2 separate regions of the Homo sapiens genome follow, and region 2 is linked to region 1. Evidence: read pairs that join two places in POLR2A ChIA-PET (ENCODE). Cell type or tissue: CD4-positive, alpha-beta T cell. All regions are shown on one strand. Each heading gives the region's core, and the rest is flanking DNA. Links, peaks and the distances in the headings are about the cores only. Region 1 holds the start of DNAJC18 (DnaJ heat shock protein family (Hsp40) member C18). Region 2 has its middle 26 kb from the start of UBE2D2.

What was found. Peaks named below come from ENCODE experiments on the same cell type or tissue, not always from the same donor. Only the 100,000 strongest peaks of a DNase experiment are listed, where the experiment ranks them.
Region 2: POLR2A ChIA-PET joins it to region 1 with 16 read pairs; 7 of 35 experiments call an interaction of 5 or more read pairs at or near these places.

The regions. Positions count from the first base shown.
Region 1 is chr5:139,431,014-139,446,260 of GRCh38, forward strand. It overlaps DNAJC18 (DnaJ heat shock protein family (Hsp40) member C18), which reads right to left and starts at 8,512. Exons shown (of 8, transcript NM_152686.4): 1 at 8,393-8,512; 2 at 6,359-6,545. The coding sequence starts at 8,432. RefSeq lists enhancers at 6,582-7,082, 8,383-8,882 and a silencer at 8,070-8,179. In CD4-positive, alpha-beta T cell, for the core only: no CTCF peak of the experiment used is centred there; DNase peaks (open chromatin) are centred at 6,558, 8,178 and 8,548; H3K4me3 peaks cover 1,225 bases; H3K27ac peaks cover 1,146 bases.
Region 2 is chr5:139,528,212-139,543,458 of GRCh38, forward strand. It overlaps a transcript of UBE2D2 not described here. Among named protein-coding and RNA genes, the nearest start is that of UBE2D2, 26 kb to the right of the region's middle. RefSeq lists a silencer at 12,221-12,417 and an enhancer at 14,821-15,247. In CD4-positive, alpha-beta T cell, for the core only: no CTCF peak of the experiment used is centred there; no DNase peak of the experiment used is centred there.

The DNA of each region.
Region 1 (15,247 bases), core at 3,127-11,126:
TGGGAAATTCATCGTAAGTCAGTAACACAGGTTGGACTCTAATGCAGGGTCTGGGCTGTCAGCAGATCCCTTCCACATGAGCTGCCCATGGGGAGTCTTTGAATCCCCAGCCCAGTTTCCAATCTCTGCTTCCATGGCAGACACTCAGGACTCCCTCTCCTAAATTTACTATTTGTTTAATAATGCTTTATTGAGAAATAATCCACGTACCATAAAGTTCACCCTTTTAAAATGTACAATTCATTAGTTTTTAAATACATTTTTAGAGGTGTGCATCTATCACCACTATCTCATTTCAGGACATTTTTATCACCCCAAAAAGAAACTCTATACTCCTTAGTAGTCACTCCCACTTCTCCCCCAGCCCCTGGGACCCACTAATCTACTTTCCCCTCTATAGATTTGCTTATTCTGAATATTTTACATAAAAGGAGTTATATAACATGTAGCTTTTTGTATCTGGCTTCTTTCACTTACTGTAATTTTTTCAAGGTTCATCCATGTTGTAGCATGAATCTGTTCATCCCTTTTTGTTACAAAATAGTATTTCATTGTATGGATATACACCATGTTGCTTGTCCATTATCAGTTAATGGACATTGGGTTGTTTCCCCTTTGGGGTCGTTATGAATAATATTGCTATGGACATTCATGTACAAGTTTTTTTGTGGAAGTATATTTATATTTCTCTTGGAATATACTAGGAGTAGATTGCTAGGTCAATAATCTTAATTTTCTTCTGAACCTTAAGAGGAATTGCCATATTGTTTTCCAAACTGGCTGCATTCCTACCAGCAATGTACAAAGGTTCCAATTTATCTGCTTCTTTATAAACACTTATCATCCACCTTTTTGACTATAGACATTCCAGTGGGTATATCTCATTGTGGTTTTGATTTGCATTTCCCTAATGACTAAAGATGTTGAACAAGTTTACATATGCTTACTAACCATATATATATCTTCTTTATTCATATATGGAGGAATATATAGGAGGAATGCCTATTCAGACCCTTTGCCCATTTTTCCAATTGGGTTATTTGTCTTCTTATTGTTGAGTTTTAAGAGAACTTTGTACGTTCCAGATAAAGTCCCTTATCAGATATACAGTTTTTAAATGTTTTCTCCCATTCTGTGGGTTGACTTTTCACATTCTTTTTTTTTTTTTGAGATAGAGTTTCACTCTTGTCATCTAGGCTGGAGTGCGATGGCATGTTTTCGACTCACTGCAACCTCCTCCTCCCAGGTTCAAGCAATTCTCCTGCCTCAGACTCCCGAGTAGCTGGGATTATAGGCACCTGCCACCACACCCAGCTAATTTTTGTATTTTTAGTAGAGACGGGGTTTCACCATGTTGGCCAGGATGGTCTTGAACTCCTGACCTTGTGATCCACCTGCCTTGGCCTCCCAAAGTGCTGGGATTACAGGCGTGAGCCACCGCGCCTGGCCACAGAACTTTATTTTTTTTTAGAGACAGGGTAGGGTCCCTGTCACCCAGGCTGGAGTGCAGTGGCACGATCATAGCTCACTGCAGCCTCCAACTCCTGGGCTCAAGTAATTCTCCTGCCTCAGCCTCCCAAGTAGCTGAGACTACAGGCATGCACCATAACCCTGAGTTAATCCAAAAGAACTTTTTAAAGGCAGTCCCTTAATGGCAAAGTACTTCCTGACTTCACGAAGAAAATATCAATGGAGCCAGTCCAGAAAAAGGGCTCTCAGTGCCCAGGCCTTCTTGCTGTACAACCAAAAGGCTGGCAGCTGGTGTTCATCTTTTCCATTCAAGGCTCAGGGGTTAGCAACTTTATATATAATGGCAGCCCCCATCATAAACTGAACTGCATTTGCACAAAATAGCAGAGTTAGCCTATCCCTTCCTGCCTTATATCCTGATGCTCACTTCTCATCCTTACTAGTACAATGTCCTTTGTGACATTTCTTTTCCAGAATAGGGCACTTTTGTCTGCACTAAAAAGTTGATGAGGTAGGGCTGGCCGCAGGGTTCACACCTGTAATCCCAGCACTTTGAGAGACTGAGGTGAGTGGAAGCCTTGAGCTCAGGCATGCGATAAGTAATAATCACATCATGGACTGTATGCCTTTCTTATAGCAGTCCTGCACCCATATAAAAGCTTCATTTTCAATATGAGATGAAAAGGTATTTTGCAAAAAGTGCAATGTTTTCTTACCTGCTGGCATTAAGTGCAGGTGGATCACAAGGCCAGGAGTTTAAGACCAGCCTGGCTAACATGGTGAAACCCCATCTCTACTAAAAATACAAAAATTAGCTGGGCATGATGGTGGGCGCCTGTAATCCCAGCTACTTGGGAGGCTGAGGCAGGACAATCGCTTGAACCTGGGAGGTGGAGGTTGCAGTGAGCCAAGATCGTGCCACTGCACTCCGGCTTGGGCGACAAGAGCAAAACTCCATCTCAAAAAAAAAAAAAAACAAAACTGGAGAACTGCAAGAGATCACTTTTTACTGCTATACATAATTTACTCAAGAGACAAACTGCTCACAAAGAGATGATTAGCATCATGTGGCATTTTAAGCAGATACTCCCAATACTTGAGGCTCAGCAAAATAACAGGAGCTAACTACAAAATTATTACAGTAGTACAGTACTACTGTTAATTTTATGCAGGTGTGATTAATACTGCACCTGTATGTTTACATTTTTCTCAAATGCAAATGGTACCATGTAGTCTCAAGTGTTTGTGAGCATATGTTTTGATAGATTTTCACTTTTTATAATAGATTTGTGTATATTTTATGATAGTAAATGATAAAATAGACTAGAATCTAGATATATTTTATGCATTCATATAATTTTCTTAATTTTTTGGTATGTCCATGCTCCATGGTTTGTGAGATGGTGATGATGATGATTATTATTTGAGACAGAGTTTCGCTCTTGTTGCCCAGGCTGGAGTGCAATGGCACAATCACAGCTCACTGCAACCTCTGCCTTCTGGGTTCAAACAATTCTCCCGCCTCAGCCTCCCAAGTAGCTGGGATTACAGGTGTGCGCCACCACGCCTGACTAGTTTTGTATTTTTAGTAGAGACGGAGTTTTGCCGTGTTGCCCAGGCTGGTCTCAAACTTCTGAGCCCAAGTATTCTTCCTGCCTTGGCCTCCTAAAGTGCTGAGATTACAGATGTGAGCCACTTTTTCAAATTGTTGCAAATCTAAAAAATTTTTCCAATGTATTTATCTTTTAAAATTGACATATAAAAATCCATGGTTCAAACTGATGCCACTCAAACCTGTGTTGTTCAAAGGCCAACTGTATCTCTTTTTTAAAACTATTTATTTATTTATTTGTATATAGAGACAGGGTCTTGCTTTGTCACCCAGGCTGGATTGCAGTAGGGTGATCATAGCTCACCTCAGCCTCGAACTCCTGGGCTCAAGGGATCCACCTACCTCAGCCTTCTGAGTAGCTGGGATTTTGGGTGCATGCCACCACACCTGGCTAAATTTTTATTTTTAGTAGAGACAGGGCCTCGCTATGTCGCTCAGGCTCGTCTTGAACTCCTAGCTTCAAGAGATCCTCCTATCTCAGCCTCCCAAAGTTTTGAATTACAGGCATGAGCCACCACACCCAGCCTCAACTATATTTTCTTAATTTCATTTTTTTATTGTTCATTGCTAGTATATAGAAAAATGATAATTTTTGTATATTGATCTTATATCCTGTAACTTTGTCCAACTTGTTTATTAGTTCTAACAGTATTTGTGTGTGTGTGTGTGTGTGTATTCATTAGGATTTTCCATTTACAAGATCATGTCATCTGTGGATGTAGTTTTACTCTTCTTTCCAATTTGGATGGCTTTTATTTCTTTTTCTTGCTTAAATGCCCTGGCTTGACCCTCTAGTACAATGTTGAACAGAGTGGCAAGAGTGAACAGACATACTTGTCTTGTTCCTGATCTTGGTGGGAAAACACCTAGTTGTTCACCTTTAAGTATGATGTTAACTGTGGATTTCTGTAGATGGACTTTATCAGGTCGAGGAAGTTCCCTTCTATTCCTAGTTAAGTGTTTTTATTATGAAAGAGTGTTGGGGCTGGGCGCAGTGGCTCACACCTGTAATCCCAGCACTTTGGGAGGCCGAGGCGGGCAGATCACAAGGTCACGAGACCATCCTGGCCAACATGGTGAAACCCCGTCTCTACTAAAAATACAAAAATTAGCTAGGCATGGTGGTGCGCGTCTGTAGTCACAGCTACTCAGGAAGCTGAGGCCAGAGAATCGCTTGAACCTGGGAGGCAGGGGTTGCAGTGAGCCGAGATCGTGGCATTGCACTCCAGCCTGGGTGACAGAGCAAGAATCCGTCTCAAAAAAAAAAGAGTGTTGGATTTTGTTAAATGCTTTTTCTGTACCTATTGAAATGATCGTGTGATTTTTGTCCTTTATTCTATTAACATGGTATGTTACATTGATTGACTTGTGTGTGTTAAACAATCCTGCAATACTGGGATAAATCCCACTTGGTGAAAATATATAATACTTTTTACATTGCTGTATTTGTTTTACTAGTATTTTATTGAATATTTTAAAATCTATATCCATAAGGGATATTGGTTGATAATTTAGACTTCTTATGATATTTTTGTCTGGTTTTGGTTACAGAGTTAATACTGGTCTCAAAGAATGAAGCCAGCTGGGCCTGGACTTTTCTTCATTGGAAGTTTTTTTTTTTTTTTTTTTTTTTTTTTCAGACAAGGTCTCCCTCTGTCACCCAGACTAGAGTGCAGTGGTGCTCACTGTAGCCTCGCCCTTCCTGGCTCCATCAATCCTCCTACCTCAGCCTCCTGAGCAGCTGGAACTGCAGGTGTGCACCACCATGCTCGGCTAATTTTTGTGGGGTCTTTTTGTTTGTTTTTTATTGTACTAATGAAGTTTCGCCATGTTGGCCAGGCTGGTCTTGAACTCCTGGGCTCAAGTGATCCTCCCACCTCAGCCTCCCAAAGTAATGGGATTACAGGCATGAGTCACCATGTCCAGCTAGAATTTTTTTGATTGTTAATTAAATCACCTTATTTGTTGTAGGTCTACTTGGGTTTTCCTTTTTTTTTTCTTTTTCTTTTTTGGAAATAAGGTCTCTGTCACCGAAGCTGCAATGCAGTGGCACTACCATAGCTTACTGTAACCTCAGATTCCTAGGCTCAAGTGATTCTCCTGCTTCAGTCTCCAAAGTAGCTGGGACCACAGGCATGTGCCACCATGCCCAAGTATTTTTTTTTTCTTTTTTTAGAGATAATGTATTGCTGTGTTGCCCAGGCTGGTCTCAAACTCCTGGTCTCAAGCAATCCTCCTGCCTCAGCACCCCCAAAGCTCTGGGATTACAGGTGTGACCCACCATGCCTGGCCTCCATTTTTCTTGGGTCAGTTTCAGTAATTTGTGTCTTTCTAGGCATTTGCTGATTTTATCTAGGTTATCTAATTTGTTGGCACACAATTGTTCATAGTATTTGGATTGGTAGGGATATCCCTCTTTCTTTTTTTTTTTTTTTTTTTTTTTTGAGAGACAGGGTCTTGCTCTGCTGTGCGATTATGACTCACTGTAGCTTCAACCTACTGGGTTCAAGCAATCCTCCTGCCTCAGCCTCTCAAGTAGCTGGGACTACAGGTTGGTGCCATCATACCAAGCTAATTTTTGTATATATATATTTTTTGGAAGAGAGGGGGTTTCACTGTATTGTCCAGGCTGTCTAGTTCCTTAAGGTAGATTAGGTTACTGATTTGGAGTCTTTTTTAAAAAAATAAGCATTTAGAGCTATAAATTTCCTTCTAAGCACTGTTTTAGCTGCATCCTATACATTTTAGTACGTCGTGTTTTCATTTTCACTCATCTCAAAGCATTTTCTAGCTTTCCTAGTGATTTATTCTGTGACTTGCTTGCTTATTAGGAGCTTGTAGTTTAATTTCCACATATTTGTGAATTTCTCAAATTTCCCTTTGTTTTTGATTTCAGAGAACATACACTGTATGATTTCAATCTTTTTAAATTTATTGAGGCTTGTTTTATGACCTAAGATATGGTCTATCCTGGAGAATATTCTATGTATCCTTAAGAAGAAAATCGTTCTGTTGTTGTTGAAAGAATGTCCTGTAGATGTGTGTTGTGTCTAGTCGGTTTCTGCTGCCTCTCTTAAAGTAGAAGCAGGGTAGTCAGTTCATGTTATACCCTAATATTCCACTTCTATTCAGTCTTCCCTCTGAGGTCAAGAAGCTAGTATGCCTCAATTATCATCATCATCATCATTATCATCAGTCAATACTTACATAGCACATCCAGGCACTCTTCTAAGCACTTTCCATAAAATCACTCATTTAATCTCACCACATGCTCACCTTTGTACCCCAAGCAGCTGTTCCTCACTATACGTGGAGTTCCCCTCACCCTGCCGGGTCTGAGTCCACTCATTCTCAGACTTCTTTTCCTTTTGTGCCTTCATGCAGTTACAGCAGCCACAGGGGTCATGACTCTCAGGAGGTGTGTCTTCTGGGTATTTGTTTCTTCTAACTGCGTCAATGTAAGCTGCAAACAACAGCCCCTCCATTAGGTCTCCATCTGACCCTGAAAATCAACTTTGCAACCTGCCTTTCCTCTCTGGGAGGCTGCTCGTAAGCATGAGAAGGTAAGCATGATGGCCAGGGCTAGAGGCGTCATGCTGACTTTTAAGCACTCATACAAAGCTGAATAAACATGTTTCTCTGTGGTCCGTGGTCAGAAGAGACACTGCTCGTAAAATAGTATTTTTTGTTGCAGTGCCTCCCACCCCTAAAATTTAAAGTAGAGAGGAGTTCAATTCTTTTACACTAACAATTATAGAACTAATATATACCAAGGAACTTGGCTAGAAGATCAAGAGGGCGGATGGGTAAGATCTACTCCTGACCACAAAGAGGTTAGTTTAATGCAAGCTTGTCCAACCCGCGGCCCACAGGTGGCATGTGGCCCAGCACGGCTTTGAGCTCAATACAAATTCGTAAACTTTCTTAGAACATTATGAGGGCCGGGCGCGGTGGCTCACGCCTGTAATCCCAGCACTTTGGGAGGCCAAGGCGGGCGGATCACGAGGTCAGGAGATCGAGACCATCCTGGCTAACACCGTGAAACTCCGTCTCTACTAAAAATACAACAAATTAGCCGGGCGTGGTGGCAGGCGCCTGTAGTCCCAGCTACTCGGGAGGCTGAGGCAGGAGAATGGCGTGAACCCGGGAGGCGGAGGTTGCAGTGAGCCGAGATCGCGCTACTGCACTCCAGCCTGGGTGATAGAGCGAGACTCCGTCTCAAAAAAAAAAAAAAGAACATTATGAGATTTTTTTTTGCAATTTTTTTAAAGTTCATTAGCTGTCATCAGTTAGTTATTTAGTCGTCAGTTAGTGTATTTTATGTGTGGCCCAAGACAATTCTTCTTCCAATGTGGTCCAGGGAAGCCAAAAGATTGGATACCCCTGGTTTAAAGGGAGAAGATTCAATAACAACACCTGCAGAATGTAAAGAGGGTCATAAGCAATACAGTCAAAAGGGGCAGAGCACTCATGTCTTCTCTGGAGGACCTGAGAAAGGCTTTAACAACATCTTTCTTCCGCTTAACATCCCTCAGCTACCTCCACCCACTGCTCCTGGACAGTCTTCCTCTAAGTCGGCCTGGCTAACTCCGACGCATCCTTCTTGTCACCATTTGTAACACTTTCTGCAAGAAACCTCCCTTGACAGCCAGTCTGCGTTAGGTACCTTGTAAGTGTGCTCTCCAAATCCCTGACCTTGCTGTGTAGCCCAGGCGTTTTGTATTATTCGCCCGTTTTGTAATTGGCTGTTCAGTCGTCAAACTCTCTCAGTGGGCTGCGAGTTTTGTGAGCTAAGGGACCCATGTCAGTCAAATCCCCACTGCAGAATCAGCATTAGGCGGGGCACACAATAGGTATTGGATCAATATTTTTTGCCTGACTGTAGGGTGGAAAAGGCTGGTCCTGATGCCGGCTGGAGCGACATGATCAAACAGGGACTGAAGGTCAGGTGGCCCAGTTAGGCGAAAGATAAGGGCCAGGTTAGCAAGCTGCGGAGAGACCGCAGCACCCCACGGGCCCTCCAGTCACCTTGGCATGGGCGGGGCCTGACAGCTGCGGGCCCTGGGCGGGGCACGGGCGGGGGCGGGGCTGGGGGCCGGAGGCAACAAGTCGTCACCGGTGACTCTGGGCTCGCGGTCGGTCCCCAGCTTCCCTACCCCATCCGCAACCCTACTCAGGCTCAGCATCTTTTCACAGGCCTCTATCCATCACCTCAGACCCAGGATCTCAGCCCTTGTGCGTCTTCAGGATCCTCATCCCTGATCTCTCCCGAAGGCCGCCCTATCCCTCCTTCAGGCGGGGACCTAGTACCTTCCGTCCAGCGCTCCCCGCTGCCCAGAGTCGCCGCCATATCGGTTCCCAATCAGCAGGTCCGCCGAGCCTCCCCCGTGCCCGAGGCTGAAAGAGAAGGGGGCGCGGAGCGCGGGGCACGCTGGTCATTGTAGTCCAGTCCATATGAGCTCCCGGGGCACTGGACTACAACTCCCGGCAGGCTCTGCGCCAGAGGCCGTGGGAGACGCAGAGAAGTGCTCGACCTTCGTCAGGAGATCTGTGGAAGAGTGCTGCTGCCAGCTGCCAGCTGCCTGCAGCACGGCTCTTGGCTTTTCCTCATTTGTAGAGTTGGGATAGTGGCTTCGGCCCTGCCTAACCCTAGGGACATCCAAGGAGGGGCGACTGAAGTCCTGCCTGGAAAGGGCTTCGCAAACTATAGGCTAGAGGGTGACAGTATGACTATTATGCTCCTCAGGGATGTCTTTTTGAAGCATACGCTAATGCCTGTTCTGTGCAGTCAGTGGTAGGCCCTGGAGATTCAGAGATGGGTTTTGGGGATGCGGAACCCAGCCTTTGGAAGCTTGAGTCAGGAAAATAGAAAAGTGATGTAGATTTATGGGGTTGGAGGGCAATCTCAGTATGTCCCTACTGCCCCAGCTCCTCAGGCACTGGACATCAGAGGGTATCGGGGTGGAGAAAGAAGACATGGAAAGGTATTGGGGCCGGCATGAAGAGCCTCCATCTTTGCTGTTCCTGTCCTTCCTCCAACCCATCCTACTCCAACACCCCTCTGACACTTTTCTCCTCTCTTCCAGTCTAGTTATCTCTTTAGCCCATTCGTTTCTTTTCTGAAGGACCAGACATTGAGATTAGTAAAAAGGAAATGAGGAAATAAATATTCTTGCTGTTCCTCATCCAGGTATGGATGGAACCTAGCAAAGAATAAAAGCAACACTTTCTTCATAGGTGGATGGCTACAGTTCATCCCCAAACAAAAAATTACCCAGAATTAACTGAGGTCTTACCCAAGAAGACCAAATCAATCATGATATCAACTAGCACCTACTTAGGCAGTTGGGGAGAGATGTATATTCCTGGACATAAACTTGGAAGGGTAAAAGCACCAAAGGGCATGCAGTTCCAGCCCTTGCCTACAGTCATGGCCCTGGCATCACTGACATTATGCCCACTTAAGAACTCAGAGAACGGCCGGGCGCGGTGGCTTATGCCTGTAATCCCAACACTTTGGGAGGCCGCGGCAGGCGGATCGCGAGGTCAGGAGATCGAGACCATTCTGACCAACATGGTGAAACCCCGTCTCTACCAAAAATACAAAAATTAGCTGGGCATGGTGGCGTGTGCCTGTAGTCCCAGCTGCTCGGGAGGGAGGCTGAGGCAGGAGAATCGCTTGAACCCAGGGGGCGGAGGTTGTAGTGAGCCAAGATCGCGTCACTGCACTCCAGCCTGGGTGACAGAGTGAGACTCTGTCTCAGAAAAAAAACAAAAAACAAAACTCAGATAACAAGGCCTTTCAAGTGGAAAAAGCACTGGTCTAGAAGTTGTATAGGTGTTATATTAATAGCTGGGGTTTTGCCACAAATCATTGCGTGATCCTGAACATCTCCTTTTTCCTTCTTCTTTGGCCTCAGTCTCATCACCTATAAAACGAGAAGGTTGGATTCAATTAGTAGTTTTGTTTGTTTGCTTTTTGAGACAGAGTCTTACTCTGTCGCCAGGCTGGAGTGTAGTGGCATAATCTCGGCTCACTGCAACCTCTGACTCCCTGGTTCAAGCGATTCTCCTGCATCAGCCTCCCGAGTAGCCGGGACTACAGTCGCACGCCACCATGCCCAGCTAATTTTTGTATTTTTGGTAGAGACGGGATTTCACTATGTTGGCCAAGATGGCCTCAATCTCCTGACCTTGTGATCTGCCCGCCTCAGCCTCCCAAAGTGGTGTGATTACAGGCGTGAGCCACCGCACCCGGCCTCAATTAGCGGTTTTTAAATTGAGGAATCCTTAAGGCTTAATGTGCAGATGTCTCTGGAATCTTCTATTGAGGAGTGGGAGCGGGGAGGAAGGCATAGCAGGGAAGGCACTAGCACCTCACCCTTCTTCAATCAAAGAAGCTCTGTTTTTTTCTGTTTTGTATTTTGTGGTCTACTAAAGGAAAGAAAACCTACATGTTTGAAAACTACCAAACCAGTTGACCACTAAAGGCTTGTGTCATTTGTAATATCAGTTTCTCCTGGAGCACTTAAAGTCAGTGTTCTTCCCTCATCCCCACCCCCATAAGCACTGAGAAAGTAACAGTTGTCTAGAAATTTGGTCATTTTCACTTAATTTAGGAGGAGGAATTTAGCATAGTGGTTAAAAAATCTGCATAGGATTGCCGTAGGATATAGTAAGATAATGCTTGCAAAGCTTTTAGCACCTCATCTGGCATGTAGTATGTGTTTAATAAATGCTGACCACTGTTATAGACTGGCTCAGAGGAAGAGAAACCATTTTTTATAGTTTGACATTGTAAATTAGGAGCAAAGGGGTATATATGGGGTATATCATAAGGTCCTGGATATAACTAACTGGACCCCATTCCTGTCTATCTGGCAATCATTACCTGCAAATAAGACAAGAAGCAAAACACTACCAAAAAGGGCTGGGAAGTTGCTTGTCCATGTACCCTAACCCCTGAATCCAGCCACTAAAACTGGTGATTTTCTCCCTTTCAGAAACAGAAGAAGATGGCAAAAGTGAACTAGTATGAGAAGGTTTTGGGTCATCCTAAATCCAATGAATTATGGATGTCCTTAAACTTGAGAGGCAAAGGAGGCCCCAGAACCATGAGATGAGTCAAAAGCTCAGCTCTAGGACACTGGACCTATGACCAGCTAACTAATCCACGGAGCAGTGTACTCACAGAAAGCTGGATCCTGAAGGTCCTTCTTGTGCTCTGCAGCTGAGGGAACTGATCAGGGACATCCATCAGGTGGTTGAATATAAAAAGGAAGTTCTTCTGGTTTGGGGAGGCTAGACCGCCTGCTCTAGAAGATGGACAGCTGAGGGTGGGATAGACCTTGGAGTCCAGGGGCACAGGGAAAAGGTCTGGAGGTACTACCTGGAGATGTTAGAATACCATGAAGTCAGAGGTGTTTGGCTGAGAGTGGGCTGTTAGAGCACTGTAGGGGTTAACTGGATTGAGAGGAGCAACTATGAATTATGAGACTATCTAGGAGCAGAGCCTAGGTTCAAGAGTATTGGACAAGATTTGGGAAGCTGGGGCCTCTTCCCAAATCTTAGCTGCTGTCTGGTAGCTAAGCATCCTCTCTCCTCATGCTCTGAAACCTTACATCCCCTTCTTTTCCAGACTTCTTTTCATTTACTTCTAGAACAGTAACAAAAATGGTTTAGCATTATGACCTTCTCAAATATTGCCAAGTATCCACATGTATTCTTCAGTTTGTTTACACCTCAACTAACACTTCTGGATGAATTTTTTTTTTATGATCGCATCACTTGGACTAACGCGAAACTCTAAAGCTCAACATTAAGAATACTTCTGTGACAGTTTTTGCTTAAACTCATCAACTAGTCAGCAAAAATAATCCTCACTGTAAAGTTCAATTTCTGTGTTTTGTAAAAGAGGAAGCTGTGGGCCCAAAGAGTATAGGATGGAGATGCCAGTCGAAAAGGACCCACAGGAAAAGTGAGAGGGTAACTGGGAAGGAGATAAGGGAAGAGAAATTGGGGTCTCCAAGGCAGTTCTCAAAGAGAAGGAGGTAGATGTGGAAAGAAGTTTGACGAAGAGAGAAAGGAGGACATCCACAAACCCAGGAAAAGACTGGTGGACAGAATCACACAGTGTTTTCCAGCACATTCAAATTTAATAGAGTAGTACTAGCTGGGCTTGGGGAAATTGTGTGCCAGAACTAGGTCAAGGGGGCCTGCAATGATCCTTCATCTGCTAAACCATTTTACCTTAGGGCCAGCCTCAGATTTCTCTCAGTTTTCTCCACTTACTTTATTTTTTTGAGACAGGGTCTTATTCTGTTACACGGGCTGGAGTGCAGTGGCGCTATCACAACTCACTGTAGCCTTGATCTCTTGGGCTCAAGCGATCCTCCCACCTCAGCCTCCTGAGTAGCTGGGACCACAGGCACATGCCACTATGCCCACTATGCCTGGCTTTTTTTTTGTTTGTTTTTAAGATATGGGATCTCACTATATTACCCAGGCTGGTCTGGAACTCCTGGGTTCAAGCAATCCTGCCCCCGGGGACTTCCCAAGTGTTGGGATTAAGGCGCCTCCACTTACTTACATGTTGAACTGTAATGGATTCTTGCTGGTGATACTGAGGTCTGTCCTGTGCCCTATATGATTGAGATGCTGCCCCATCCAGCCCTAGAAGAAAGAAGCTGAGTAAATGATCCTCCTGTCCCACTGGGCCTGTGTGTCTGTGCTGGTTTATTGGTTGCCCTCCCATAGGATGAGGGAAAAAATGAGAGAAGGACATTCTGCAGCTAGCCCCCAATCCCCGCCACCTGTTCCTGTTTAAGGACCACGTAGTCCTGTGTGAGAAAAGGGAGGAAGTCATCTTGTAAACAATCATCATCCTGTTGTCTAGACATGAAGGAAGAGATAGGGTTTCAAGGAAGCTGCAAGGGCTGCAGAAGGCTGCACTCAGATTTCCTGTCAGAGGTGGCATCTTGGATTTGCATAAATAGTAGGCTCCTCCAGGAGAAACCTCTCTATTAGAGTTTGCTCCAGAGCAGAATTCAGCATTTAATTCATCCTCAACCCCTTCCCAAAGGATAGAGTTACTTAGCAACAGGAAAATCCACATGGCTTATGTGGTACTGCGGTGTCAGTGTCAGGGTAAAAGCCTTTCAATCTCAAAGATTATTAATACCAGTTGTCTCCCTCTTCCCCCACATATAAATACCTTATGACTAACAGCTTATATACGCAGGTCATTGCCCAGAGTCAGAGGAAAATGTGTGGTTTTATAATGAAGATGACAGCTGAGTTACTTAGAATGAAGCCCCATGTCCTTGACCTGATTAGTCCAGTATGATGAGCAGCTGTACTCAGTGCCCATGGCAGGCAGAATAACAACAGCACAAACAGAATCCTAGACATTGTTATGTCACCTGAGGGGTTCCATCCCAATGGTGGATGTTGGACCAGAAGTGGCTACTAAGTCATGTGCTGTTGGCTGTGAGATTTAAATCAAATATATATGAATTATTTAAAAAATACTAGCCAAGGCCGGGCATGGTGGCTCACACCTGTAATCCCACAACTTTGGAAGGCTGAGGTGGCCGGATCACCTGAGGTCAGGAGTTCGACACCAGCCTGCCCAATATGGTGAAATCCCATCTCTACTAAAAATACAAAATTAGCCAGGCGTGGTGGTGGGTACCTGTAATCCCAGCTACTCAGGAGGCTGAGGCAGGAGAATCACTTGAACCTGGGAGGCAGAGGTTGCAGCGAGTGGAGATCGTGCCATTGCACTCCAGCCTGGCAACAAGTGTGAAACTCCACCTCAAAAAACAAAAAACAAAAAACAAACAACTAACCAGGTGTGATGGCTCACACCTATAATCCCAGCACTTCGGGAGGCTGAGGGGGGAGGATGTCTTGAGCCCAGTAGTTTGTAACCAGCCTGAGCAACGTAGCAGGACCTCATTTCTACAAAAAATTTAAATAAATTAGCCGGTTGTGGTGGCACACGTCTATAGTCCCAGCTACTTGGGAGGCTGAGGCAGAAGGATCATTTGAGCCCAGGAGTTTGATGTTGCAGTGAGCTATCATTGTGCCATGCCACTGCACTCCAGCCTGGGAGGCAGAGCCAGACCCTGTCTTCTCTCCCCTCAAAAAATACTGCAGTATTGCTTTCGTAGGTTAGGTACCCCACAAAATAGACTCTGAGACGCTGAGATTTGCATACTAAAGGTTTCTTAGTGAGCACCCCTGGAACAACAGCTATGAGGAGTAAGGGAAGTAGGAATGGGGGCAAAGGAATTGAGGCAAGGGGTCCAGGTCTTCATTCCCACTCTTAGCCCCCATCAGCCAATCATCAACCAGCCAACAATCCCACAGCTGGGGAACAAGCGCCTTGATCCTGAAGTGGGACCTGGGTGCTGGTGCCCTACTCCAAGCTGTCTGCTACAATTGCTCACTTCCCAAGTATCTCCATGTTTATTATCCCATTTTACCTAGCCACTAGCCTGTGAGGTAGCCAGGGCCAGGTAGGGCGCATTCTTCCCTGTTAATACACAGGAGAAATGGAACTCCTGAGAATGTGAAAGGCTTGTCCAGAGCTGCCTGCAACTTGTCTCTGGCTCTCACCCAGAGTGATCTCTACTTAGCACATTGTATTCATTTTTTCCTACGTCCAGAGTCTATAGAACTGTGGAATGTAAGAATGAGAAAAGATAGTGAAGGCCAAGTCGTCCAGCCAGCTCACTTTAAAACCCGCCAGGCATGGTGGCTCATGCCTGTAATCCTAGCACTTTGGGAAGTCAGGGCAAGAGGATCACTTGAGCTCAGGAGTTTGAGACTGGCCTGGCCAACACGGCAAGAGCTTGTCTCTACAAAAAATTTTTAAAAATTAGCTAGGTGCAGTGGCTCATGCCAAGAGTCCCAGTTACTTAGAAGGCTGAGGTAGGATTGGTTGAGCTCAGGAACTCAAGGCTGCAGTGAGCCACGATTGTACCACTGCACTCCAGCAGTGGTACAAAAAAAAAAAAAAAGTAAAGATATAAGAGAACAGGCTTGGAGGAGGGGGACAATTGCACCCAAAGTCTGTGGCAGAGCCCAATCTTATGATCAGATTTCCTTCACCCAAGAGCCAGTTTAGATTACCTAGGAAGTGCTGGGCACAGTGTGTCA
Region 2 (15,247 bases), core at 4,391-12,390, 98 kb after region 1:
ATCCCCGAGTGGATGTGTGGTGGTATTGTGGTGGACCTTTACTGGGCACTCTGCCAAATAACTAGTGTGGCACTTGTGCTTTAGTCCATTTGGCTATCCCTTTCACCCTGGCATTTCATCAACCAAAAAAAAAAAGAAAAAAGAAAAACTCATGTCGGCCCCAGCCCTGAGGCTACCTGACCTGACAAAACTCTTTACACTCTGTGTCAGAAAGAGAAAAAATGGCAGTTGGAGTTTTAACCCAGAATGTAGGGCCCTGACCAAGGCCAGTGGCCTATCTCTCAAAACAACTAGACGGGGTTTCCAAAGGCTGGCCCCCATGTCCAAGGGTCCTGGCAGCAAGGGCCCTGTTAGCACAAGAAGCAAATAAGCTAACTCTTAGACAAAACCTAAACATAAAGTCCCCCCATGCTATGGTGATTTTAATAAATAACAAAGGAAACCATTAGCTAATGAATGCTAGACTAACTAGATACCAAAGCTTGCTCTGTGAAAATCCCCGCATAACCACTGAAGTTTGCAACACCCTAAACCCTGCCACCTTGCTCCCCGTATCAGAGAGCCCAGTTAAACATAACTGTGTAGAAGTACTGGACTCAGTTTATTCTAGTAGGCCCAACCACTGAGACCACGCTTAAACATCAGTAGACTAGGAGCTGTACGTGGATAGGAGAAGCTTCGCCAACCCCTGCAAAGTGACTCTGAAGAAGATGACAAGCCCTGCTCCAGTCACACCCGGAAGCTGACTTGTACACACATGGCCGAAGCATGAGGAAACTCATTGCGGGACTCATTTTCCTCAAAATTTGGACTTGTACAATAAGGACTTCAACTGACCTTCCTCAGACTGAAAACTGTTCCCAGTATATACATCAGGTCACTGAGGTAGGACAAAAGATTGCTACAGTCATATTATTTTATAGTTATTATGAATGCCTAAGAACTCCAAAAGGAACCTGTTTGTATAATAACACTCAGTATAAAGTAGGTAATCCAGGCAGTGACCAGCCCAATGTGTGCTATGACCCCTCTGAACCTCCCAAGATCACAGTCTTTGAAGTAAGACTAAGGACTGGTCCTTTTCTAGGTGACACAAGTAAAGTAATAGCTAGAACAGAAGAAAAAGGGGTCCCCAAAAATGTAATCTTAAAATTTGATGCCTGTGCTGCTATTAATAGTAAACAGCATGGGATAAGATGCAGTTCTCTAGATTGGAAAAAAAGTTACACAGCAGAAAATAAGTACATCTGTCAAAAATCATATTTATGCGAGATGTGTCAATACTGGTCTTGTGTCATTTGAGCTACTTAAAAAGAAAATAAAAAAAGATCCTGTTTGGCTCCAAAAATGAAAAGTCAGCCCCTCCTGCACAAGTGGGAGCTGCATCCTTTTAAAATTGATAATCACAAACCCCTCAGACCCAAGTAAAATAAAAAAAAATGTAACATTAGGCATTGATGGAAAAGGGCTGGATCTTAGTGTAAGCATCCTAATAAAAGGAGAGGTTCAAAAACGCTCTCCAGAACCAGTATTTCAGACCTTCTACCAGTATTTTCTACCAGTATTTCAGTATTTCATGATGAACTAAATGTGCCAGTACCTGAGATTCCAGGAAAAACTAAAAATTTGTTTTTTCCATTAGCCGAACATGTAGCCCAGTCTCTACAAGTCACCTCATGTTATGTCTGTGGAGGAACTGTAACAAGAGATCAATGGCCATGGGAAGCCCGAAAATTAGTTCCTACAGACCCAGTTCCTGATGAATTCCCAGCCCAAAAGAACCACCCTGACAATTTTTGGGTTCTAAAAGTCTCAATTATTGGACAGTATTGCATAGCTAGAGAAGGAAAAGGATTCACTCATCCTGTAAGGTGGCTTAGTTGTCTTAGGCAAAAGCTGTATAATGGTACCACAAAAACAGTTACATGGTAGAGTTCCAATCACACAGAAAGGAATCCATTCAGCAAATTTCCAAAGTTGCAGACTGTTTGGGCCCACCCAGAATTCCACCAGGACTGGACGGCCCCCACCAGGTTATACTGGATATGTGGACACAGAGCTTATGCTAAGCTGCCTGATCAGGACAGGTAGCTGTATAATTGGCACCATTAAGCCATCTTTCTTCTTACTGCCCATAAAAACAGGTGAACTTCTAGGCTTCCCAGTCTATGCTTCCTGCAAAAAATGAAGCATAGCCATAAGTGATTAGAAAAATAATGAATGGCCCTCTGAAAGAATCATACAATACTATAGACCCGCCACTTAGGCACAAGAAGGCTCATGAGGATATCGAACCCCTATCTACATGCTCAACTGAATCATACAGTTGCAAGCTGTTTTAGAAATTATTACTAATAAAACCGGTCAAGCCTTGACCGTTCTTGCCCAGCAAGAGACTCTGATGAGAAATGCTATCTATCAAAATAGAATAGTTCTTGACAACTTGGTAGCAGCTGAAGGAGGAGTTTGTAGAAAATTTAACCGTACTAATTATTGTCTACACATAGATGATCAGGGGCAAGTAGTTGAGAATATAGTTAAAGATATAACAAAACTGGCACATGTACCTGTGCAAGTGTGGCATGGACTCAGTCCGGGAGCCATGTTTGAAAATTGGTTCCCAGCAATAGGAAAATTTAAAACTCTTGTAATAAAAATAATAATAGTAATAGGAACCTGCTTACTGCTCCCTTGTCTTATACCTGTATTTCTCCAAATGATAAAAAACTTCGTTGCCACCTTAGTTCACAAAAATGCTTCAGCACAAGCATACTATGTAAATCACTATCAATCTATTGCACAAAAAGACATAAGTAGCAAAAACAAAAGTGAGAACTCCCACTAATAAAAAGTGAGAGTCTCAAAGGGGGGGAAATGAGGGAAGAGAGAGACCCTCTCATATTGTTTTATATTATTTTATACTCAGTACCTGTTTTAAGAAAAAACAACAAAGAAGTAAAATCAAAGACAGGCAGCCCGGCACCAGGCCTGAAAGCAGGCCTGGGCCTGCCTGGCCTAAACCCAGTAGTTAAAAATCAACCCATAACTTAGAAACTGATGTTATTCATAGATTCCAGCCATTGTATAGAAGAACATTGTGAAATTCCCTGCCCTGTTCTGTTTCTCTCTGACCACCGGTGCATGCAGCCCCTGTCACGTACCGCCTGCCTGCTCAAATCAATCACAACCCTTTCATGTGAAATCTTTAGTGTTGTGAGCCCTTAAAAGGGACAGAAATTGTGCACTCGGGGAGATCGGATTTTAAGGCAGTAGCTTGCCGATGCTCCCAGCTGAATAAAGCCCTTCTACAACTCGGTGTCTGAGAGGTTTTGTCTGTGGCTTGTCCTGCTACAAGCTGAGATTGCATCACATACCCCTGCACTCCAGCTTGGGTGACAGAGTGAGACCCTATCCAAAAAAAAAAAAAGAAAGAAAAAGAAAGAAAGAAAAGAAAAGAAAATAATGCCTGGCTGGACACTGTGGCACATGCCTGTAATCCCAGCACTTTGGGAGGCCGAAGTGGGAGGATCACTTGAGCTCAGGAGTTTTAGAACAGCCTGGGCAACAGTGTGGGACCTTGTCTCTACAAAAAATACAAAAACAAAAACAAAAACAAAAACAAAAAACCAGGTGGGTATAGTGGAATGCACCTGTAATCCCAGCTACTCGGGAGGCTAGGGTGGGAGGTTTGCTTGAACCCAGGGGGTCGAAGCTGCAATGAGCCATGGTCATGCAGCTGCACTCCACCCTGGGCAACAGAGAAAGATCCTGGTTGTGTTTTTTTTTTAATTATGCATGACCTCATTTATGATGAGGGATGTTTTGGGGGTGTGAGGAAACACTGTTGGTGGGGGATGTAAATGAGTACAACTTCCTTAGCAAATAATCTGTTAATATCTATCGAAAATTTCAGTTTGCATATCCTTTGACATAGCAATATTACATCTAGGAATTTATTCTACTTTTTTTTTTTTTTTGGGGGGGACAGAGTCTTGCTCTGTTGCCCAGGCTGAAGTACAGTGGCACGATCTCGGCTCACTGCAATCGACCTCCACCTCCCGGGTTCAAGCAATTCTACTGCCTCAGCCTCCCCAGTAGCTGAGATTACAGGCGCCTGCAACAACTCCCGGCTAGTTTTCGTATTTTTTTTTTTTTTCTGAGATGGAGTCTCATTCTGTTGCCCAGGCTGGAGGGCAGTGGCACGATCTCGGCTCACTGCAAGCTCCGCCTCCTCGGTTCACGCCATTCTCTTGCCTCAGCCTCCCGAGTAGCTGGGACTACAGGTGCCCGACATCACACCCGGCTAATTTTTTGTATTTTTAGTGGAGACGGAGTTTCACCATATTAGCCAGGATGGTATCAATCTCCTGACCTCGTGATCCGCCCGCCTTGGCCTCCCAAAATGCTGGGATTACAGGCGTGAGCCACCGCGCTTGGCCTAGTTTTTGTATATCTAGTAGAGACAAGGTTTCACCATGTTGGCCACATTGGTCTCGAACTCCTGACCTCAACGGATCAGCCTGCCTCGGCCTCCCAAAGTGCTGGGATTACAGGCATGAACCTCCATGCCTTGCCCTATTCTACTATTTTTAATGTGCTAAAAAATGAACCTCAGCCAGGCACGGTGGCTCACTCCAGTAATCCTAGCACTTTGGAAGGCCAAGGCGGGTGGATCACCTGAGATCAGGAGTTTGAGACCAGCCTGGCCAACATGGCGAAACCCCGTCTCTACTAAAAAATACAAAAATTAGCTGGGCGTGGTGGCACTTGCCTGTTATCCCAGCTACTCGGGAGGCTGAGGCTGGAGAATCACTTGAACCCGGGAGGCGGAGGTTGCAGTAAGCTGAGATCGCGCCACTGGACTCCAGCCTGGGTGACAGAGCAAGACTCCATCTCAAAAAAAAAAAAAAATATATGGACCTCAACTCCTCAACTTAAATATCCTTCAATAGGGGATATACATACACATACACACTTTTTTTGGTGTGTGAGAGATGGAGTCTCACTCTGTCCCCCAGACTGAGTGCAGTGGTGCAATCTCAGCTCACTACAACCTCTGTGTTGAAAAAAAAATCATTGAATTGTACACCTAAAATGAATGAAATTGATGGCATGTAAATTATACCTCAAAAAAGAGGTTGAAAGGAAAAGAAAAGGGGCCGGGCGTGGTGGCTCACGCCTGTAATCCCCAACACTTTGGGAGGCCAAGGCAGGTGTATCACCTGAGGTCAGGAGTTCAAGACCAGCCTGGCCAACATGGCAAGTTCCTGTCTACTAAAAATACAAAAATTAGCTGGGCGTGGTGTCTGGCGCCGTTAATCCCAGCTACTCGGGAGGCTGAGGCAGGAGAATCGCTTGAACCAGGGAGGAGGAGGTTGCGGTGAGCCCAAGATCGCGCCATTGCACTCTAGCCTGGGCAACAAGAGCTAAACTCCGTCTCAAAAAAAAAAGAAAAGAAAAGAAAAGAAAAGGATTGATAAATTGATAAGGACCAGTGTATTACTGGGAGCGTCAGAAAACAAGTAATTCCAAGAATTTAACTAGAGAACAATCTCAGCATAAATTAAAAAACATCTTTTTTTTTTTTTTGAGACGGAGTCTCACTCTGTCACCCAGGCTGGAGTGCAGTGGCAGGATATTGGCTCACAGCAACCTCCGCCTCCCGGGTTCAAGCGATTCTCCTGCCTCAGCCTCCCGAGTAGCTGGGATTACAGGCGCCCGCCACCAAGCCTGGCTAATTTTTGTATATTTAGTAGAGACACGGTTTCACCATTTTGGCCAGGCTGGTCTTGAACTCTTGACCTTGTGACCCACCCGCCTCAGCCTCTCAAAGTGCTGGGATTACAGGCGTGAGCCACCGCGCCTGGCAAAAAAAACATTTTTTTTTTTAACCTGCACATTCTTTGACCTGGCATCTTCACTTCTGGAAATTTATTACAGGCCAGGCACAGTGTCTCACACCTGTAATCCCAGCATTTTGGGAGGCCCAGGCGGGCAGATCACCTGAGGTCAGGAGTTCGAGACCAGCCTGACCAACATGGAGAAAACCGGTCTCTACTAAAAATGCAAAATTAGCCAGGGGCAGTGGCTCACGCCTGTAATCCCAGCACTTTGGAAGCCTGAGGCAGGCTGATCACGAGGTCAGGAGATCGAGACCATCCTGGCTAACACGGTGAAACCTCTTCTCTACTAAAAATACAAACCATTAGCCGGGCGTCGTGGCGGGCGCCTGTAGTCCCAGCTACTCAGGAGGCTGAGGCAGGAGAATGGCGTGAACCCCGGAGTCGGAGCTTGCAGTGAGCCGAGATCGCGCCACTGCACTCCAACCTGGGTGACAGAGTGAGACACTGTCTCAGGAAAAAAAAAAAAAAAAAATTAGCCAGGCATGGTGGCACATGTCTGTAATCCCAGCTACTCAGGAGGCTGAGGCAGGAGAATCGCTTGAACCTGTGAGGCTGAGGTTGTGGTGAGCAGAGATCATGCCATTGCACTCCAGCCTGGGCAACAAGAGTGAAACTCTGTCTCAAAAAAAAGCATAAAAAAAAGAAATTTATTCTAAGGAAACAGTTAATTGGGCACAAACATTTGTACAATAATATTTCCTATAGTATTGTTTAGAATATTGAATATCTGAAAATAATTCAAGGCTGGGTGCGGTGGCTCACACCTGTAATCCCAGCAGTTTGGGAGGCCAAGGCTAGAGGATTGCTTGAGCTCAGGAGTTCAAGACCAGCCTGGGCAACATGGCAAAACCTTGTCTCTGCTAAAAATAGAAAAATTAGCCAGGTTTGGTGGTACATGCCTGTAGTCCCAGCTACTCAGGAGGCTGAGGTGGGGAGAATCGCTTGAACCTGGGAGGCAGAGGTTTCAGTGAACCAAGATCTCATGCCACGGCGCTCCAGCCTGGGTGACAAAGTGAGACTTTATCTCAAATAAATAAATAAATAAATAAAGTCAGGGTGTGGTGGCTCACGCCTGTAATCCCAGCACTTTGGGAGGCAGAGGCAGGTGGGTCACGAGGTCAGGAGTTCAAGACCAGCCCGGCCAAGATGGTGAAATCCCGTCTCTACTAAAAATACAAAAAAAAAAAAAAAAAGAGACTTGCATGGTGGCGGGCACCTGTAGTCCCAGCTACATGGGAGGCTGAGGCAGGAGAATTGCTTGAACCTGGGAGGCAGAGGTTGCAGTGAGCCGAGATCGCGCCATTGCACTCCAGCCTGGGAGCGAGACTCCGTCTCAAAAAAAAACAAAAAACAAAAAAACAAAAATCAGCCGGATGCAGTGGCAGACGCCTGTAATCCCAGCTACTTTGGAGGCTGAGGCGGGAGAATTGCTTGAACCCAGGAGGCAGAGGTTGCAGTGAGCCGAGATCACACGACTGCACTCCAGCCTGGGTGACAGAGTGACACTATCTCAAAAAAAAATTCAAAAGTTCTCTAATAGAGAATTAGTTAAATAAATATGGAAGGCTATGCCCCTATCAAAGAGCATGAGGCAGGTTTCCATGTATTGACACAAAAGATATTTATGATATACATTTTTATTATTATGGAACATCTGCAACATATACAAAGGTAGAGGAAATGTATTACAGTGAGCTCTCATGCACTCCTTATCCAGCTTCAACAATTACTAACTGTGAGAAGTCTTGTTTCATTAATACTTCCACTTGTTTACATTTTTTTCTTTTCTTTTTTTTGAGATGGAGTCTCGCTCTGTTGCCCAGACTGGAGTGCAGTGGCGTGATCTCGGCTCACTGCAACCTCTGCCTGCCAGGTTCCAGTGATCCTCCTGCCTCAGCCTCCCAAGTATCTGGAATTACAGGCACCCACCACCACACCCGGCTAAGTTTTGTATTTTTATTTATGTATTTATTTATTATTTTATTTATTTATTTATTTATTTGAGACTGAGTTTCGCTGTTGTTGCCCAGGCTAGAGTGCAATGGCGTGATCTCAGCTTACCACAACCTCCACCTCCCAGGTTCCAGCAGTTCTCCTGCCTCAGCCTCCGGAGTAGCTGGGATTACAGGCATGTGCCACCATGCCCAGCTAATTTTGTATTTTTAGTATAGACAGGGTTTCTCCACATTGGTCAGGCTGGTCTCGAACTCCCGACCTTGAGTGATCCGCCCGCCTCCGCCTCCCAAAGTGTATTTATTTATTTTTTAGAGACAGAGTCTCACTCTGTAGCCCAGGCTGGAGTGCAGTGGCATAATCTTGGCTCACTGCAACCTCTGCCTCCCAGGTTCAAGCAATTCTCCTGCCTCAGCCTCCTGAGTAGCTGGGAATACAGGCACACGTGACCAAACCTGGCTAATTTTTTGTATTTTAGTAGAGACGCCCTGTTGTCCCGGATGGTCTGGAACTCCTGAGCTCAGGCAATTCACCCCCCTCAGCTTCCCAAAGTGCTAGGATTACAGGTGTGAGCCACCTTGCCCGGCAATTTTTGTATTTTTAGTAGAGGCTGTGTTTCACCCTGTTGGCCAGGCTGGTCTCCAACTCCTGAACTCATGTGATCCACCCACCTCAGCTTCCCAAAGTGCTGGGATTACAGGTGTGAGCCACCGCACCCGGCCCACTTGCTTACCTTTTATATTATTTTGAAGTAAATCCAAGATATCATTTCATCTGTAAACATAACCATACACAGTATTATTATCATGCTTTAAAAAGTAGTAAACCCAGGCTGGACGAGGTGACTCACGCCTGTAATCCCAGCACTTTGGGAGGCCAAGGCGGGCGGAACACGAGGTCAGGAGATCGAGACCATCCTGGCTAACATGGTGAAACCCCGTTTCTACTAAAAATACAAAAAGAAAATTAGCCGGGCATGGTGGCGGATGCCTGTAGTCCCAGCTACTCGGGAGGCTGAGGCAGGAGAATGGCATGAACCCGGGAGGCGGTGCTTGCAGTGAGCTGAGATCATGCCACTGCACTCCAGCCTGGGAGACAGAGCGAGACTCTGTCTCACAAAAAAAAAAAAAACAACAAAAAGTAATATACCCTTAATATGCTCAAATATCTAGTCATTGTTCAAATTTCCAATTGTCTTATAAACTTCATTTTTAATAGTTTTTTGAAGCGGAATGTAAACAGGGTTCATACATTGTGATTGATTGTTATGCTTCTTAAATATCATTTTTAACAGCTTTATTGAGATAAAATTCACATACCATGCAATCCACTCATTTAAAAAGTACGATTCAATCGATTTTAGTATATTCACAGAGTTGTTTGTCCATTGCCACAATCACTTTTATTAATTTTGCTTTGTTTTGTTTTGAGACAGTCTCGCTCTGTCACCCCGGCTGGAGTGCAGTGGTTCTCACCATGTCTCACCATGTTGGCTAGGCTGGTCTCAAACTCCTGACCTCAGGTGATCCACCCACCTTGGCTTCCCAAAGTGCTGGGATTATAGGCATGAGCCACCATGCTCGGCCTGGAAGAATTTTATTAAGAGAAATTTTCTGGCCAGGCGTGGTAGCTCACGCCTGTAATCCCAGCACTTTGGGAGGCCAAGGTGGGCGGATCACGAGGTCAGGAGATTGAGACCATCCTGGCTAACACGGTGAGACCCCTTCTCTACTAAAAATACAAAAAATTAGCTGGGCGTGTTGGTGGGCACCTGTAGTGCCAGCTACTGGGGAGGCTAAGGCAGGAGAATGATGTGAACCCGGGAGGCGGAGCTTGCAGTGAGCTGAGATCGTGCCACTGCACTCCATCCTGGGCAACAGAGCGAGACTCCGTCTCAAAAAAAAAAAAAAGAGAAACCTTCCCTATTTTGTTAACCTATGGCATGATACAGTTTTTTTGTTTGTTTGTTTGTTTGTTTTGTGGAGATAGAGTCTCACTCTTTCACCTTGGGCTGGAGTGCAATGGCAGGATCTTGGCTCACTGCAACCCCGCCTCCTGGGTTCAAGCAAGCATATGTGGCTAATTTTTGTATTTTTAGTGGAGATGGGGTTTTGCCATGTTGGCTAGGCTGGTCTCAAACCCCTGACCTCAAATCATCAGCCTGCCTCAGCCTCCCAAAGTGCTGGGATTGTAGGGGTGAGCCACCATACCTGGCATGGCATGACATAGTCTTGACAAATAAAAGTACTTTATAGAACACTCAAGTTCATAGCAGCATTACTCACAATAGCCAAAAGGTAGAAGTAACCCAAGTGTCCATCAGCAGATGAAGGGATAAACACAATAAATATCCATATAATTCAGACTTAAAAAGGAAAGAAATTCTACACATGCTACAACATAGATGAACCTAGAAGACATCATGCTAAGTAAAATAAGCCAGTATTCCAAAAGACAAATACTGAGGGATTCTACCAATGTGGGTAGAATCCCTTGGTAAAATATATATATATAAAACAGAGTCTGGTCACAGTGGCCCACGCCTGTAATCCCAGCACTTTGGGAGGCCGAGGCGGGCAGATCACCTGAGGTCAGGAGTTCAAGACCAGCCTGACCAACATGGAAAAACCCTGTCTCTACTAAAAATACAAAGGAATTAGCCGGGCATGGTGGCGCATGCCTGTAATCCCAGCTACTCCAGAGGCTGACGCAGGAGAATCATTTGAACCCAGGAGGCGGAGGTTGCGGTGAGCGATCATGCCATTGCACTCTAGCCAGGGCAACAAGAGCAAAATCCATCTAAAAAAAAAAAAAAAGCATTTTCATTATATGTATATTACTACAATAAAAAAATGTTTAAGTACATTGCAGAATGAAATACTAGTTGGCAACAAAAGGGACGAATGTTGACGCACACAATTTAGATGGATCTCAAGGGAATTACGTGACTGAGAAAAGTCAATCTCTTTTTTTTTGAGATGGCGTCTCGCTCTGTCGCCCAGGCTGGAGTGCAGTGGTGCGATCTCAGCTCACTGCAACCTCCACCTCCCGGGTTCAAGTAATTCTCCTGCCTCAGCCTCCTGAGTAGCTGGGATTACAGGCGCCCACCACCACGACCAGCTAATTTTTGTATTTTTAGTAGAGACGGGGTTTCAACATGTTGGTCAGGCTGGTCTCGAAACCCTGACCTCATGATCCACTTGCCTCGGCCTCCCAAAGTGCTAGGATTACAGGCATGAGCCACCGCACCTGGCCAGAAAAGTCAATCTCAAAAGGTCACATACTATATGATTCCATTTATATAACATTCTCAAAATGACAAAATTATAGACAGAAAATACATTAGTAATTGCCAGGGCTTAGGGAGATAGGGGTGTATGTGTGTGATTCTAAAGAGATGACATGAGGGAGATCTTTGTGGTGATAGAATAGTTCTGTATCTTGATTATGGTGATGGTTACGGGAATCTGTACATATGATAAAATGGTATAAAACTATATACACACATTGTACCAACATCAATTTCCTAATTTATTTTTTTTTAGACGGGATCACCGTCTGTCACCCAGGCGGGAGTGCAGTGGCTCGATCTCGGCTGACTGCAACCTCTGCCTCCCGGGTTCAAGCGATTCTCCTGCCTCAGCCTCCCAAGTAGCTGGAACTACAAGTGCCCGCCACCATGCCTGGCTAATTTTTGTATTTTTAGTAGATATCGTGTTGGGTTTCGCCATGTTGGCCAGGCTGGTCTCAAACTCCTGACCTCAAGTGATCCACCTGCCTCAGCTTCCCAAAGTGCTGGGATTACAGGTGTGAGCCACTGTGCCCGGACAATATCCTTGTTTTGACATTGTACTATGTATATATTTTCTGAGACGGAGTTTCTTTCTTGTTGCCCAGGCTGGAGTGCAATAGCACAATCTCGGCTCACTGCAACCTCCGCCTCCTGGGTTCAAGCGATTCTCCTGCCTCAGCCTCCCGAGTAGCTGGGATTACAGGCATGCACCACTACGCCTGGCTAATTTTGTATTTTTAGTAGAGATGGTGTTTCACCATGTTGGCCAGGCTGGTCGCAAACTCCCAACCTCAGGTGATCAGCCTGCTTCGACCTCCCAAAGTGCTGGGATTACAGCCATGAGCCACCACGCCGGGCTATACTATAATTATATAAGATGTAACCATTGGGGGAAAATGGATGAAGGGAACACTGGAACTCTCTGTACTATTTTTGCTAGTTCCAGTGAATCTATAAATATTTTTAAAAATAACATTTAAATAGTACATCGACATAACCTTCTATGTGACATAAACCCATCTTTGTTTAAAAAAAAGTTAGCTGGGTGTTGTGGCGGGCGCCTGTAGTCTCAGCTACTCGGGAGGCTGAGGCAGGAGAATGGCGTGAACCCGGGAGGTGGAGCTTGCAGTGAGCCAAGATTGTGCCACTGCACTCCAGCCTAGGCGACAGAGCAAGACTCCATCTCAAAAAAAAAAAAAAAAAGAATAATAGCTATCTAATTATCTGTTATTATCCCAGTATACCTTAGAGGAAACCAATGTGCAGGTTTGATTGTTAGCCTGTATTCTTAACCACTATGACATACAGTGTCTATATTTGTGTATACAATATTTACATTAAAAAGTTTGGGTCAGGCACGGTGGTTCATGCCTGTAATGCCAGCACTTTGGGAGGCCAAGGTGGGCGGATCACCTGAGGTCAGGAGTTCGAGAGCAGCCTGCCCAACATGGCAAAACCCTATCTCTACTAAAAATACAAAAAAAATTTGCTGGGCATGGTGGCAGGCACCTGTAGTCCCAGCTACTCGGGAGGCTGAGGCAGGAGAATTGCTTGAACCTGGAGGTGGAGGTTGCAGTGAGCCGAGATCGTGCCACTGCACTCCAGCCTGGGCGACAAGAGCAAAACTCAGTCTCAAAAAAAAAAAAGTCTGGATGCAGCTGGGCACGGTAGCTCATCCCTGTAATCCCAACCCTTTGGGAGGCTAAGGCGGGTGGATTGTTTGAGGTCATGAGTTCGAGAGCAGCCTGGCCAACATGGTGAAACACTGTCTCTACTAAAAATACAAAAATTAGCTGGGCGTGGTAGCATGTGCCTGTAATCCTAGCTACTTGGGAGGCTGAGGCAGGAGAATCACTTGAACCTGAGAGATGGAGGTTGCAGTGAACTGAGATCTGGCCATTGTACTCCAGCCTGGGCCACAAAGTGAGACTCTGTTTCGAAGAAAAAAAAAAAGCGGGGGGACCGGGCATGGTGGCTCACGCTTATAATCCCAGCACTTTGGGAGGCCGAGGTGGGCGGATCACAAGTTCAGGAGTTCGAGACCAGCCTGGCCAACACAGTGAAACCTCGTCTCTACTAAGAATACAAAAATTAGCCAGGCATGGTGGTGGGCGCCTGTAATCCCAGCTACTCAGGAGGCTGAGGCAGGAGAATTGCTTGAATCCAGGAGGCAGAGGTTGCAGTGAGCCAAGATCGGGCCACTGCACTCCAGCCTGGGCCACAGAGCTAGACTCCATTTCAAAAAAAAAAAAAAAAAAAAAAGGTACACATAGGGCTCAATGCTGGCACCTGTAGTCAGAACTACTCAGTAGCTGAGGTGGGAGGATCATTTGACTCCAGGAGTTGGAGTTTAGCCTGAGCAACATAACTAGAACAACCCTACAAAAAAAAAATAATAAAAATAAAAAGTCTCCGGGCTCAGTGGCTCACACCTGTAATCCCAGCATTTTGGGAGGCTGAGGATGGCGGATCACTGGAGTTCAGGAGTTGGAGACTGGCCTGGCCAACATGGTGAAACCCTGTCTCTACTAAAAATACAAAAATTAGCCGGGTATGGTGGCACACAACTGTAATCCCAGCACTTTGGGAGGCTGAGGTGGGCAGATCGCCTGAGGTCAGGAGTTCAAGACCAGCCTGGCCAACATGGCAAAAACCCATCTCTACTAAGTATACAAAAAGTAGCCGGGCATGGTGGCGTGCACCTGTAATCCCAGCTACTCAGGAGGCTGAGGCAGGAGAATTGCTTGAACCTGGGAGGCGGAGGTTGCAGTGAGCTGAGATGGTGTCACTGCATTCCACCCTGGGCGACAGAGCGAGACTCCATCTCAACAACAACAACAAAAAGTGTGAATTCACGAGTACCATTTGTTAGTGATAGTTATTCCTGGGAAGGTAGAGTGGTAGAGAAACAGGCTTACAGGCATGAGCCACCACACTCAGCCTGGAAGAATTCTATTAAGAGAAACTCCCTAACCTACTATTTTGTTAACCTATGGCATGATACAGTTTGTTTTGTTTTGTTTTGTGGAGATAGAGTCTCACTCTTTCACCTTGGGCTGGAGTGCAGTGGCAGGATCTCGGCTCACTGCAACCCCGCCTCCTGGGTTCAAGCAAGCATATGTGGCTAATTTTTGTATTTTTAGTGGAGATGGGGTTTTGCCGTGTTGGCTAGGCTGGTCTCAAACCCCTGACCTCAAATCATCAGCCTGCCTCAGCCTCCCAAAGTGCTGGGATTACAGGGGTCAGCCACCACGCCTGGCATGGCATGACATAGTTTTGACAAATAAAAGTTCTTTATAGAACACTCAGGTTCATAGCAGCATTACTCACAATAGCCAAAAGGTAGAAGTAACCCAAGTGTCCATCAGCAGATGAAGGGATAAACATAATAAATATCCATATAATTCAGACTTAAAAAGGAAATAAATTCTACACATGCTACAACATAGATGAACCTAGAAGACATCATGCTAAGTAAAATAAGCCAACTGTATGGGTTTGTTTCTGTGTTGTTTTAATAGTTTACACAAACATATGTAACTTTTTATTTGTTCATTGAGACGGAGTCGCTCTGTCGTCCAGGATGGAGTGCAGTGGCCTGATCTCAGCTCACTGCAACCTCTGCCTCCCAGGTTCAAGCGATTCTCCTGCCTCAGCCTCCTGAGAAGCTGGGACTACAGGCGCGCGCCACCATGCCTGGCTAATTTTTGTATTTTTAGTAGAGACGAGGTTTCACCATGTTGGTCAGGCTGGTCTCGAACTCCTGACCTCGTGATTCGTCTGCCTCAGCCTCCCAAAGTGCTAGGATTACAGGCGTGAGCCACCGTGCCTGGCATATGTTACTTTTTAAATTAAACAAAAATATTAAAGAAATTTTCATGGGGCTGGGGGAAGAAGGTAAACTTTGTGTGACACCCCTCCTTTATGAACTAATGGAGAACATATACCCTACATTAGTTACATTATTCTGGAAGATGAACGCTTGGCACAGTGAGCTGCCAAACTGTTAGGGTGTCCTCCTTTCCCCGCTCCACTTTATATCCATCTCTTTGGCCATTCTGCCTTCCGTGGGCCCAGCTTCCCTCTATACCCACGTAGA